Regions from separate parts of the Homo sapiens genome. Here region 1 is linked to region 2. Evidence: chromatin contacts called from ENCODE Hi-C or POLR2A ChIA-PET data. All regions are on one chromosome and are shown on one strand. Each heading gives the region's core, a stretch centred on a gene start or an enhancer-like site at or near the end of the contact. The rest is flanking DNA. Distances are from core to core; before and after follow the strand shown. Region 1 overlaps NSL1 (NSL1 component of MIS12 kinetochore complex). Region 2 holds the start of LPGAT1-AS1 (LPGAT1 antisense RNA 1).

The links. A loop is a pair of places that touch in the nucleus more often than their neighbours do. ChIA-PET counts read pairs that join two places held with the same protein, here RNA polymerase II (POLR2A). Pooled maps may share reads with other maps.
Region 1: a pooled map shows a loop between it and region 2 (2.7-fold over the local background). The contact joins the enhancer-like site here to the promoter of LPGAT1-AS1 in region 2. A Hi-C loop is called at or near these places in 1 of 168 maps with a recorded cell type or tissue (Right ventricle myocardium inferior) and 4 of 50 pooled maps. POLR2A ChIA-PET finds 5 or more read pairs at or near these places in 2 of 52 experiments (activated B cell and activated CD8-positive, alpha-beta memory T cell).

The regions. Positions count from the first base shown.
Region 1 is chr1:212,745,940-212,751,628 of GRCh38, forward strand. The region is part of intron 4 of NSL1 (NSL1 component of MIS12 kinetochore complex); the gene reads right to left. Among named protein-coding and RNA genes, the nearest start is that of NSL1, 43 kb to the right of the region's middle. Within about 2 kb of position 4,077, at least 6 of the 41 ENCODE cell types and tissues checked have a DNase peak (open chromatin) inside an H3K27ac peak, as active enhancers do.
Region 2 is chr1:211,829,655-211,835,532 of GRCh38, forward strand. It overlaps LPGAT1-AS1 (LPGAT1 antisense RNA 1), which reads left to right and starts at 1,307. Exons shown (of 6, transcript NR_135820.1): 1 at 1,307-1,386; 2 at 1,602-1,758. LPGAT1 (lysophosphatidylglycerol acyltransferase 1) reads right to left here and starts at 1,109. Exons shown (of 8, transcript NM_014873.3): 1 at 919-1,109. RefSeq lists a silencer at 534-1,293.

The sequences.
Region 1 (5,689 bases), core at 2,827-5,326, 920 kb after region 2:
TGAATGACAGAGTAAGACCCCATCTCAAAAACAAACAAACAAACAAACAAAACAAAACAACTTGAAGGAGTTAATAATTAGTAAACCTGGACTACGAAACTGCTAACAGTGTTTCAGGCTGAAATGAAAGGATGCTAGACAGCACCTTGAAGCCACACGAACAAATAAAGAATACCAATAAAGGTAACTACATAGGTAAATATAAAAGTTAGTTTGTGACGTCTCCTTTTTTTCTACATAATTTAAAAGACAAATGCATCAAACAACAATTATAAATCTACATTAATGGATATACAATGTATAAAGATGAAATCTGTGACAATGACAACATAAAGGGGGAGAAACAGAGCTGTATAGAAGAAGTTCTATACAGTATTAAAACTAAAGTGGTATTAATTCAAACTACATTGTTATAAATTTCAGATGCAAATTGTAATCCCCAAGGAAACCACTAAAAAAAACCCCTAAGAACTATACAGAAAATAATAAAAGTGGCACACTTCAAAAAGCTCAATTAAACAAAAAAGAAGACAGTAATGGAGGAATTGTGGAAGTAAAAAAGTATAGAAAACAAATACCAAAATAGCAAAAGTCCTTCCTTATCAGTAAGTGTAAATGGATTAAACTTTCCAATTAAAGACAAAAGTTGGCAAACGGATAAGAAAGACATGATTCCAACTCTATTCTGTCTATAACTCACTTTAGATCCAAAGACAAACATAGGTTGAAAATGAAAAAATAAACTAAGATGCTCCATGCCAAAGGTAAGAAACTGCTTAGATGAGTTGCACAACTTTATGAATGTGCTGCCAGTGAATCATACACTTCAAAATGGTTAAAATGGTAAATTTTATGTGTACTTTGCCACTGCCACAACAAAAAATAAGCATCCATATGTGTGGTAGTCTTCAAGATGGCCCCTGTGGCCAGGTGCGGTGGCCCAGGCCTGTAATCCCAACACTTTGGGAGGCTGAGGTGGGTGGATCACTTGAGCCAGAAGTTCGAGACCAGCCTGGCCAACATGGCAAAACTCCATCTCTACTAAAAACACAAAAATTAGCCAGGCATGGAGGTGTGTGCCTGTAGTCCCAGCTACAAGGGAGGCTGAAGCACAAGAATCACTGGAACCCAGGAAGCGGAGGTTGCAGTGAGCTGAGATCGCACTGCACTCCAGCCTGGGCGACAGAGCAAAAAAAAAAAAAAAAGATGGCCCCCAGTGATCTCTGCCTTGTGCAGGGTATTCATGCCTCCTTGTGCAGTCCTCTCCCACAGTGTACTAGGTCAGCCTGCATGACCAGTAACTAACAGCTCAAGTAATAGCAAATCACTTCCAAGATTAGGTTATAAAAAAGACAACTTCTGTCTTGGGTATTCATTTATTCATTCATTCCCTATGCCTTTCAGATCATTCGTCCTGCAAGAAGTAGGTTGACATGTTACAGAAGCTTATGGAGAGGCCCACGTTGTAAGGAACTAAAGTCTCTAACACACCAGCCAGGGCTGTACTGCCAACAACTATGTGAGTGAGTTTGAAAGTGGATTTCCCACAGTCCCAGGTGAGCCCTGAAAGATAACTGCAGCTCCAAATGACATCTTGACTACAACCTTGTGAGAGCCCTATGCTAGAACTACCCAGCTAAGCTGCTATCAGATTAATGACCCTCAGAAACAGTAAGAGATAACACATTTATTGTTTTAAGCAGCTAAACTTTGGGATAATTTGTTAGGCAGCAATAGATAACTAATACAACATGAGAGCAATATATTTTCAAAGGAATAAATTTAGGCTTATCTTAGGTAGAAATAAAATTCCTAGTGAGATTTATTTTCTTTTTTCTTTTTTTGACACAGGGTCTCACTCTGTCACCCAGGCTGGAGTGCAGTGGTGTGATCTCGGCTCACTGCAACCTCTGCCTCCTGGTTCAAGTGATTGTCATATCTCAGCCTCCTGAGTAGCTGGGACTACAGGCATGTGCCACCAGGCCTGGCTAATTTTTGCATTTTTTGGTAGAGATGGGGTTTCACCGTGTTGGTCAGGCTGGTCTCGAACTCCCAACCCCAAGTGATCCTTCCACCTTGGCCTCCCAAAGTGCTGGGATTACAGGTATGAGCCACTGTGACCAGCCTTACTTTCAAATAATATATGATTGTAGATAAATACTATAATTCCTTCACTTTAATGTGATTTATGTCATCTTCTTGCAGTTTCAAATATATTTAATGATATGATAATATCTGTTAACTTTTTACTTATCACTGATTGAATAAATATTATGTAATCTAGTAACACTATGAATTGTTGTTAGGGATATGGAACAACTGTAACTATCATACCTGCTGTTAGAAGTATAAATTGAAATAACCACTTCAGAAAACTTTTTAGTAATAGCTATAAAAGCCAAACATATGCCTACATGTGACCCAAAAATTCTATTTCTAGATATATATCTACGAGAGATGAGTATAAATGTGGTATAAGAATGTTCATAGTAGCTTTATTCATATAGCCAAAATCTGGAAACAAATCAAGTAACAACAGAAGAGATAAATTGTCTGTAGACACACAATGGAATACTACACAACAATAACAAAGAACTTCTGCTACATTCAAAACGTGGATGAATCTCATAGGAATAACACCAATTTAAAGAAGGTAACACAAGAATGCATACTATATGATTCCATTTACATGAAGTTCAAGAAAAGACAAAAATCTATGATGATGTAAGTCAGAATAGTGGTTATACCTGATAGAAATGGTATAATGACTAAAAAGGGGTATGGGAAACATTTTGGGGTACTGGAAATGTTATACAGGGTATCCATAAGGCTGGGGAACAGGATAAATATGTGCTAGTTACATTTTCAAATAATATGTTCAATATCTTTTTCTTCAACCTCAATATATTTTTCCAAGTAAAACACTTCTAAATTTAAAGCAGTGGCCCCAATTGTGAATATTTTTAAAAATACAATAAACGCACTGTTTTCTTTATGCTTCCAGGTTTTTTGGACACTCTGAATTGTATTTATTGTATACATGAAAACATAATAGGCACAGTATTAAAAAAATATAATCAATATACTGTTTAAAAATAAGTTTATCCTATATTTTCCAACTATGCAGATATTCTATTTCTAGATCATGGTGGCAGTTACATGTGTGTAGGTGTATGCATGTAAATAAATTCATAAAGCTGTGCATTATATGTTATACTGCAATATATGTGCACACACACATACAATAATGAACAAAATATTTATTAACATTTAATATGAAAAGTTATCTTTTATGAATAGGGTAAGGTAAAATCATATTCTTCTTCATTGTTATTATATTGTTTACATTACAAACTTTACAAAATAATCCATCACTTAAGGGATTTTGCGTTTTATTGTGTTTTTTTTTTTTTTTTTTTTTTTGAGACAGGGTCTCGATCTGTCACCCAGGCTGGAGTACAGTGATGTGATCACTGCTCAGTGCAGCCTCAAACTCCTGGGCTCAAGCATCTCACTCTGTCACCCAGGCCGGAGTGCAGTGGCACGATCATAGCTCACTGCAGCCTCAAACTCCTGGACTCAAGCAGTCTTCCTGCCTTAGCCTCCCAAAGTGATGGGATTACAGGTGTGAGCCACTATGCCCAGCCTACACTTTATTTTTTAATTAACAGCACTGATAACCATATTCACTGATTTGTGAAGCCTCTCACTAGGATTCTTAGAGACTAAGCGCCATCAATGACCAATATAAAGAATTCTTAAAATATCTCATGCTACCTTAAAAAGAAATTTGTCTCTAAACTCACATTGCTGAACAACAGCTGTTTTCTATCGGTTGCACAAGCAATGACAATGTAAAAAGTGCTAAGAGTAGTTTGGGTTTGTGTGTAAAATGGAATTAGGTCCTAGGCTGAATAATTATAAACATATTTTAACAAATGAATGTCTAGTGAGATATCCTAAAGTTGTGCTGGACATATGAGACATCTAGTATGCCTGGCCCCTGACTACAAAGTGCCAGCTACACTTTCCCATTAATATGGCAACCAAAAACTTTCTTTCACTTTTTCAAAGGGTCCACTAGAGGGCAGTACTAACCCCAGTGAGAACCCTGGCATTCTCATTTAGCTTCCAGAACTCCCTTGGGAACAGGAAACACATTCTTTTAATCTCAGAATCCCTAATGTTGAACAGAGTGCCTAACGTGTACAGTAGGTGTTCAGTAGTCATGATGGACCAAGGCTATGATAGAGGGTGCCATGGAGGCACAAAGGAGGGTGAGATCAATCTAACAAGGGAACCGAAGGGAGAGGGAAATCTTCACAGGTGATGTAAGAAAGTTGCCTTAATAGAGGATTTGGGGCTAGGTGAGCTGGGAGGAGGTGGGTGGTAGAGGATGTGATACATCAAAGACAAGAGAATAAATCAAGAAAGAGTAGAAAACAGGAACCAGGAAACACGATTTAAAACATGAGAGAAGGAAGGGAAATTCCCAGGACGATGATGAAAGGAACAGGCAGGATGAAAATTTTGCACCAGGCCTAGACAGCAGCCAGTCCAGACTGGAATAGGAGGACAGAAGGTTCCCAGAGAAGTATCTCCGAGGAAAAGATAAAGTTTAAAAATGGATCTGAGAGATAACCTTAAGTGTTTGCCATATTGAGATGAATTTTACAGTTCTGTTAGACACAACAGAAAACAAAGCAAACAGAAAAATAGGCCAGGTATGGTGAGCCACACCTGTAATCCCAGCACTTTGGGAGGCAGAGGCAGGTAAATCACCTGAGGTCAGGAGTTCGAGACTAGCCTGGCTAACATGGTGAAACCCTGTCTCTACTAAAAATACAAAAAATTAGCCGGGCATGGTGGCGGGCGCCTGTAATCCCAGCTACTAGGGAGGCTGAGGTGGGAGGATGGCTTGAACCTGAGAGGCAGAGGTTGCAGTGAGCCGAGATAGCGCCACTGCACTCCAGCCAGAGTCACAGAGCAAGACTGCCTCAAACGAAAAAAAATAATAATAAAGCAATTATTGTTCCAAAAGGGGTAGAAAGCTATTCAAGAAAGAATATACTCGTAGTAATAATTATCTGACTCAGGAACAAAATAATAATTACCTGACTCAGATTGAAGAACACTTACATAGTCATAAAAATACAAATATGAAATACTATTGATTTTTTTTACAAGAATGAAAGATTAAAAGTGAAGCTACTGAGTATAGATTATTCATTTGAGAAACTTAGTTATAAAAGGAAGAAGGGTACAAGGAAGAAAAACACAATGGCATGAAAACTTTCCCTACCTGTTCCATGGACAGCCCATTCCTATAGTAGTATGGGCTGACATACATTCTCAATCAATCTTATGCAATTTTAGCAACCCTGGGAGGCAAGTGGGTTTCATCAGCCTCCTTTTGTAGGTAAAGAAACAGAAGCTGAGAAATGTATCTAGACTTGAATAAGAACTCACATCTCCCTCCTAGAATCCAAAGCACACACTCTTCTACATTCTATAACTTTCCAAAATACTGCTTTGTCAGGAATTATACTGTCCTCATAAGAATATAAGTTAACTAATGGTAAAAAGTTAGCTTCAACATAATGAAAATCTCTTGAAATAATTGTGCCTGGTAAAGAACTAAAACATTAAAACTCTAGAACAATTATAGAATTAAATGTTTAAACTATTA
Region 2 (5,878 bases), core at 57-2,556:
CACTCGCTTCAGACAACCTCAGGATCTCCAAACTGAAGACACAAGTGACATGACCGAAACAGGGTCCCCTCAATAAGATTTCCCAGATACTGAGGACCTCAGTCTCCTCACCACCACGATTCCTGCACACCGATGCATTCCTTTAAAAGGTCTCTGGCTCTAGCGAAGAGTTACCCTCAAAATTCTCATTTGTAGCAATAGGGTTTTTGTTTCCCTTTTTTTTTTAAGAAAAAAAATGGGGGGCCTAGAAAAAAAGCTTACAAGGTGAGAGGAAGAAAGTAGGGGGTTATAATGCGAAAAAGAGGAAGGACAGGAGTAGGGGGAAGGGAGCAAAAGCCAGAAAGAGGTAAAAGCCAAGGAACTGGGGATGAAGAGAATGAGATTTCCGACCAGAGGGCAAGGAAGCAGGGGATGATGAAAGGGGCAGAGAAGAGGCGACCGCAGCGCGGGGAGCCGGTGGAGCCTGCAGCGGTTTCCGCGGATGTGGAAGGGTCGTGGCGGCGGGCGCGGCCCGCGCGCCGGGCTCACCTCGGCGGGCGCGGACGGCGGGCGGCTGCGGAGAGCGGGGGCGGGTGTCCCCCGCCGAGGGGTCGCGGTCATGGACGCGGTGGCGGCCCAAGCGGCCCGAGGCGCTGCGCGAGCGGGCGCGCTGGCGCCCTACTCCCCTCGCGGCTGCCTGCGGACAGAGGGACGGCGGGGACTCAGAGGCCGGACCTGTCACCCGGGCGGGTCCCGGGGAGGCGGGCGGATGCCCCGCGCCCCCGCCTCCTCCCCGGGGCCTACCGCGCCCTCGTCCCTCAGGCCGCTGCCGCCTCCCCGGGCCACGCGACGACGACACCCCCTTCCCCGCCCCCAGCGCCTCCCCTGGCCCGGCTCCGCTGCCGCTCTGGGGCCTGCGACCGCGGAGCCGGAGGTTACCTCGGGCTGGCCGGGCCCCAGCCGGGGCTTTGGGAGTCAGAGGAGCCGGAAGAATGCATGGCCGGCGGCGGGGCCGGCGGAAGAAGGCGGTGGCGGGGCCCTGCCCCGCTCCGGCTGTGGCGCGGCCCGCGCCCGTTCCCCGGCGGCGCCGAGACTCGGTCCCCAAGGGCCCGGCCGCGTTCGCCCGGACTGGCGGGGAGGGGCGGCGGGAGGAAGCGGCGGGAGTCGGGACTGCGGCGGAGCCGCTCCCACAGCGCCCTCTAATGAAAGCGCCGCCGCCGCTGCCTGGCCCGCTTGCCCCGCCTGGCCCGCTCCCCCTACCCCTGCGCCAGCGAGTCGGGGCCCTCGGGGCTACCTGGACGCTCGGCCAGGACCTCAGTGAGTCCAGAACATACTGAGGGAAAGGGCCGCTCGGAAAGATCTAGGAATGAACACCCATCCTCACACCCCAGGAGTGCCTTGGTTTCAGTTGAGAGCCCCCTTTCAGCCAACACGGCCGCCTTTCATTGTTAGGGCTCTCTTCTCTGCCCAAACTAGGAACCTGTCTCCTTGACGGCTAAATGTCCACTTTTCATTCTTAATGAAACCCGGTTGCACTCATGGCTTTTCTTCTTAACCTCTGCAGTGTATTATTGTCTAGAGTTTCAAATTCATTCTTTTTACGGTCAAAAGTCTTGTTTCAGGAAAGCAGCTGGAACATTAATGGCAATTCCACTTTCCCATTCATCGCCCCCGCCCCCACCACCCCACCAAGAAACTCAGTGGGAATGAATGGTCTACACAGAGAAACTGAAATCTGGTTAGTCAAGAAGGAAAAAACAACCAAGTGCCTGGCATTAAGTAAGTACTCACCCGCCCGCCCTCCCCCGCCCGCCATAAAAAGAAAAACCGAAAAGACAAAAAACAGTGGCCATGGGAACTCCTAGACAGACCCCGTCACTTGGGATACTATAGCTGCATTCTGGTTCAAAGGCTGGACCACCTGAAGGAAAATAGAGAAATAGTCCATTGACCTACCCCCTTGAGCATTCTTAAATGATCTGCCTAAATTTTAGTTTTTAAAAATCCTGTTTATAAAACCTTATGTCCCTTAAGCACATTTGTAAATGGAGGGGATGGGGCAGGGCAGATTTCACACTCCCTAGGGAACTGCCATATTTGAATCAGAATGCCACCTATTCTGCCTATTTTGAAAATGTTCATCACAGCGTTTGCTCTGGACTCTCAACTTTCTCTAATTTCAGTTCCTCTTAGGTCCACAGGTGAAGGAAAGATATGCCCCATTCTATTCCTTGCATTCTCTCTTTATTGACAAGGTAGTAAGATCTTTAAATAAATCTCATGAGAGAGATAATATATATACTTTATTATTCAAAATATGTCATTATATTCTTCAGTAAGATAGGTGAGGTACATATTTATTTCCACAATCAAGAATAAACTCTAAGGATTCCATCTGGTCCATGCAATTCAGCTTTCCCACATGCTGCGTAAACGTTGGCTGACACCTGGAGAGAGATAACCTACAATGGGATTTACACGTGATTCCTGGATCAGGGACCATCTGCCAGAGGACCAGACACAGCAGCACTTGATGAAATGCAATTAGTACCAGGCCCAGAATTCATTTTCAGGCTCAGAAAAGAGCCAGAGGTTGGGCAGGACCTCTGGCTCTTTAGTGTACAAAAACAACACTTGAAGTGTCTACCAAAGAGACAGATTCTTCAGCATCATACCAGAACATTTTAATAATCTAGGTCCAGTGGACCTGAGAACCTGCTTTTTAAAAAGCGTCATAGGTGATTCTGATGCAAGTAGTATGCAGACCTTGCTTTAAGAAACCCTGACTTAGAGGTATTCTGAGATGATCACATTCTCTTCTAGACCCTTCATAATTTTAAATCATTTGATCATATGTGTTCTCATGTGTGTTAGTCAGCTAGAGCTGCCATAACAAAATACTGCAAACTGGGTGGCTTAAACAACAGAAACTTATTTTCTCGAAGTTCTGAAGGCCAAGATCAGAGATCAAAGTGTGGGGAGGTCTGGTTTCTTCTGAGGCCTGTCCCCTCGGCTTGCTGATCACCATCTCTCATTGCAGAATTCTGCCATTTCAGTACCTCCTTATGGAAGGAGTAGGGAATACCTAATCTCCTTGATCTTTTCAGATATCCTCATATTAACTGCTTCCAACCTCATTGGACTTTTCTTGAAACTCAACCAACAGTACAACACATTATGTTCCAGGTATAGATATGCCCTGGTTTTGTGCCAAGAGTGTAGGAGAGGGGTTATCTTCTTAACTTTCTGACCACAATATCAGTTTCAAGATAATTCAGCTGCTATAATAGATAAGAAACTGTTAGGGCTGACTTCTTAAGGGAACAATTTCAGATGATGCTTGTGTTTATTTCTTGCATTTCGAAGTTCGTTTTAGTTAGTTTTACCTTCCTCTTGCCTATACTACAATTTTTTTGCCCTGCCTCCTTTCAACCACTTAGGAAGCCTCCTGAGATTGTTCCATAGCCTATTTTATTGCACCATGGACAGAGAGATGTATGAATGCTCTGAATGACTGTAACAGGAAGATTGGAACAGCCAGTTCTCCAGGGTAGACTGTTCTGTGGAAAACAAGGATCTTCTTCAATGACTAGTTAGCTTCTAGTCCCCTATCCTGCTACCTTAGAGCCATCTTTATCAAAACACAAACATGAAGCCAACAATTTCAACACCTTCATGTACACTCCAATAGAGAAAAGAGGGAAATGAACAGACCCCACCCTATAGCCACAGACATTATTGTTTCTGTTTCAAAAGCCCACATTTGAACCACAAGAGAATGGTCCTTTGAAAAAGAAAGAGGATTTCTTACATTTCTTGGAATCGCCAGTCATTTGAAAGCAATATAACCACAATACCTTAGAAGGTTGAATTCCACCCATCTAGTCCACATACACACAACAAATTAGGTTATAACCAGGGAGAGGTTCCCTTGGGCAGAAGAGTACCCCCTGGGCCCTCTCTTTTTCCTAGTGGCAATTATAAAAACATTTTACCTACCTGTGTTGGTTTCTGCACTAAAGCTCCAGTGAACTATTTCCTGTCTAGGGAGAAACCCTACCAGCAATAACCTTCAATGACTTGGCACAGGCCCCCTACATTGCTAGGAAACAGTTGCAGGCTTGAAATCAGCAGCCCAAAAGAGTCATGCATTCTGACTGTTGTCAGCTTTAACTTCAAACAAAAAATGGAAATATATATGGATGTTCTCTTCTATATTCATGTCAATAATTATTTTATATAAAATGCTCCAGGGCTTATAACCTTAAAATTTTTCAGATAGGGTGAGCCAAATCATCCACACTTGGCTGAGTGTGGTGGCTCACACCTGTAATCCCAACACGTTGGGAGGCTGAGTCAGGCAGATCACTTGAGGTCAGGAGTTTGAGACCAGCCTGGCCAACATGACGAAAACCTGCCTCTACTAAAAATACAAAAATTAGCCGAGCGTTATGGCACCCGCCTGTAATCCCAGCTACTCGGGAGGTTGAGGCACGAGAATTGCTTGAACCTGGGAGACAGAGGTTGCAGTAAGCCTAGATCATGCCACTGTACTTTAGCCTGGGCGACAGAGCAAGACTCTGTCTCAAAGAAAAAAAAAATCCTCCAGACTTGACTGCAACTCTCAGCCATTTCAGCAATTCTTTTTATTAACATGATTGACCCTAAACAATACTATAAAGTAAACAATTGTGTCTCCTCCATGCTCCTCTCCTGTTCGGCTAGCTTCTCTTTTCCCTTCTTAAGGCTAAAATTATCCCTAGTTTCCAAAGGGCCCTGAAGACTCCACATGAGGCCTCCCCCTGCTCCCCAAACAGATAATACTCTAAGCTAGAACCTTCTTTCTCACCTGTCCAATGTTATGTTTCCTTGGCTCAATCCTTATCTCCCCTTCCTGGTGTGGTCAGCTAATCCATGACAAGGGGCTTATGGCTAAAAAATGGAAGAGAGAACTCTCTTCCTAAAGCATTAGTATTTTATACAGAAACTAAAACCCCCAAAGCCTTAATGTATTTCTGCTGGCAGATTATCAGGTATTGTAATGGATGAGTATATTTGTAAGATGTTTTGGAGAAGGATATTTTGGCAAGTTCTTCTACTCACAGAACCTATAAAATCACATAGTACACCTATGAATAAGACATAGTTCACTCACTCATAGGTGGGAATTGAACAATGAGAACACATGGACACAAGAAGGGGAACATCACACACTGGGGACTGTTGTGGGGTGGGGGGAGCGGGGAGGGATAGCATTAGGAGATATACCTAATGCTAAATGATGAGTTAATGGGTGCAGCACAGCAACATGGCATATGTATACATATGTAACAAACCTGCACGTTGTGCACATGTACCCTAAAACTTAAAGTATTAAAAAAAAAAAAAGAATCCTAACATTTAGAATAGAATTTTAAAATGCCAAAAAAAAGCAAATTCAAAAAAAAAGACATAGTTCAGATTTAAACTTGCATTTTCATAACATAAGATTCAAAATATTACGTTAAAATAATAATAATCACTGGCACTTATTGATCACTTTCAACAATCCAGGCCATGTTCTTGGTGCTTTACATACATTAATTCATTTAATCTTCACGATGACTTTTTTTTTTTTTTTGAGACAGGATCTCGCTCTGTCTCCCATACTGGAGTGCCGTGGCCTGATCTCCGGCTCACTGCAACCTCCACCTCCCAGTCTCAAGCAATCCTCCCACTTCAGCCTCCCAAGTAGCTGGGACTACAGATGCATGCCACCACGGCCAGCTAATTTTTTTGTATTTTTTGTAGAGACAGGGTTTTGCCATGTTGCCCAGGCTGGACTTGAACACCTGAACTCAGGAGATCCACCTGCCTCAGCCTCCCAAAGTTCTGGGATTACAGGCATGAGCCACCGCAC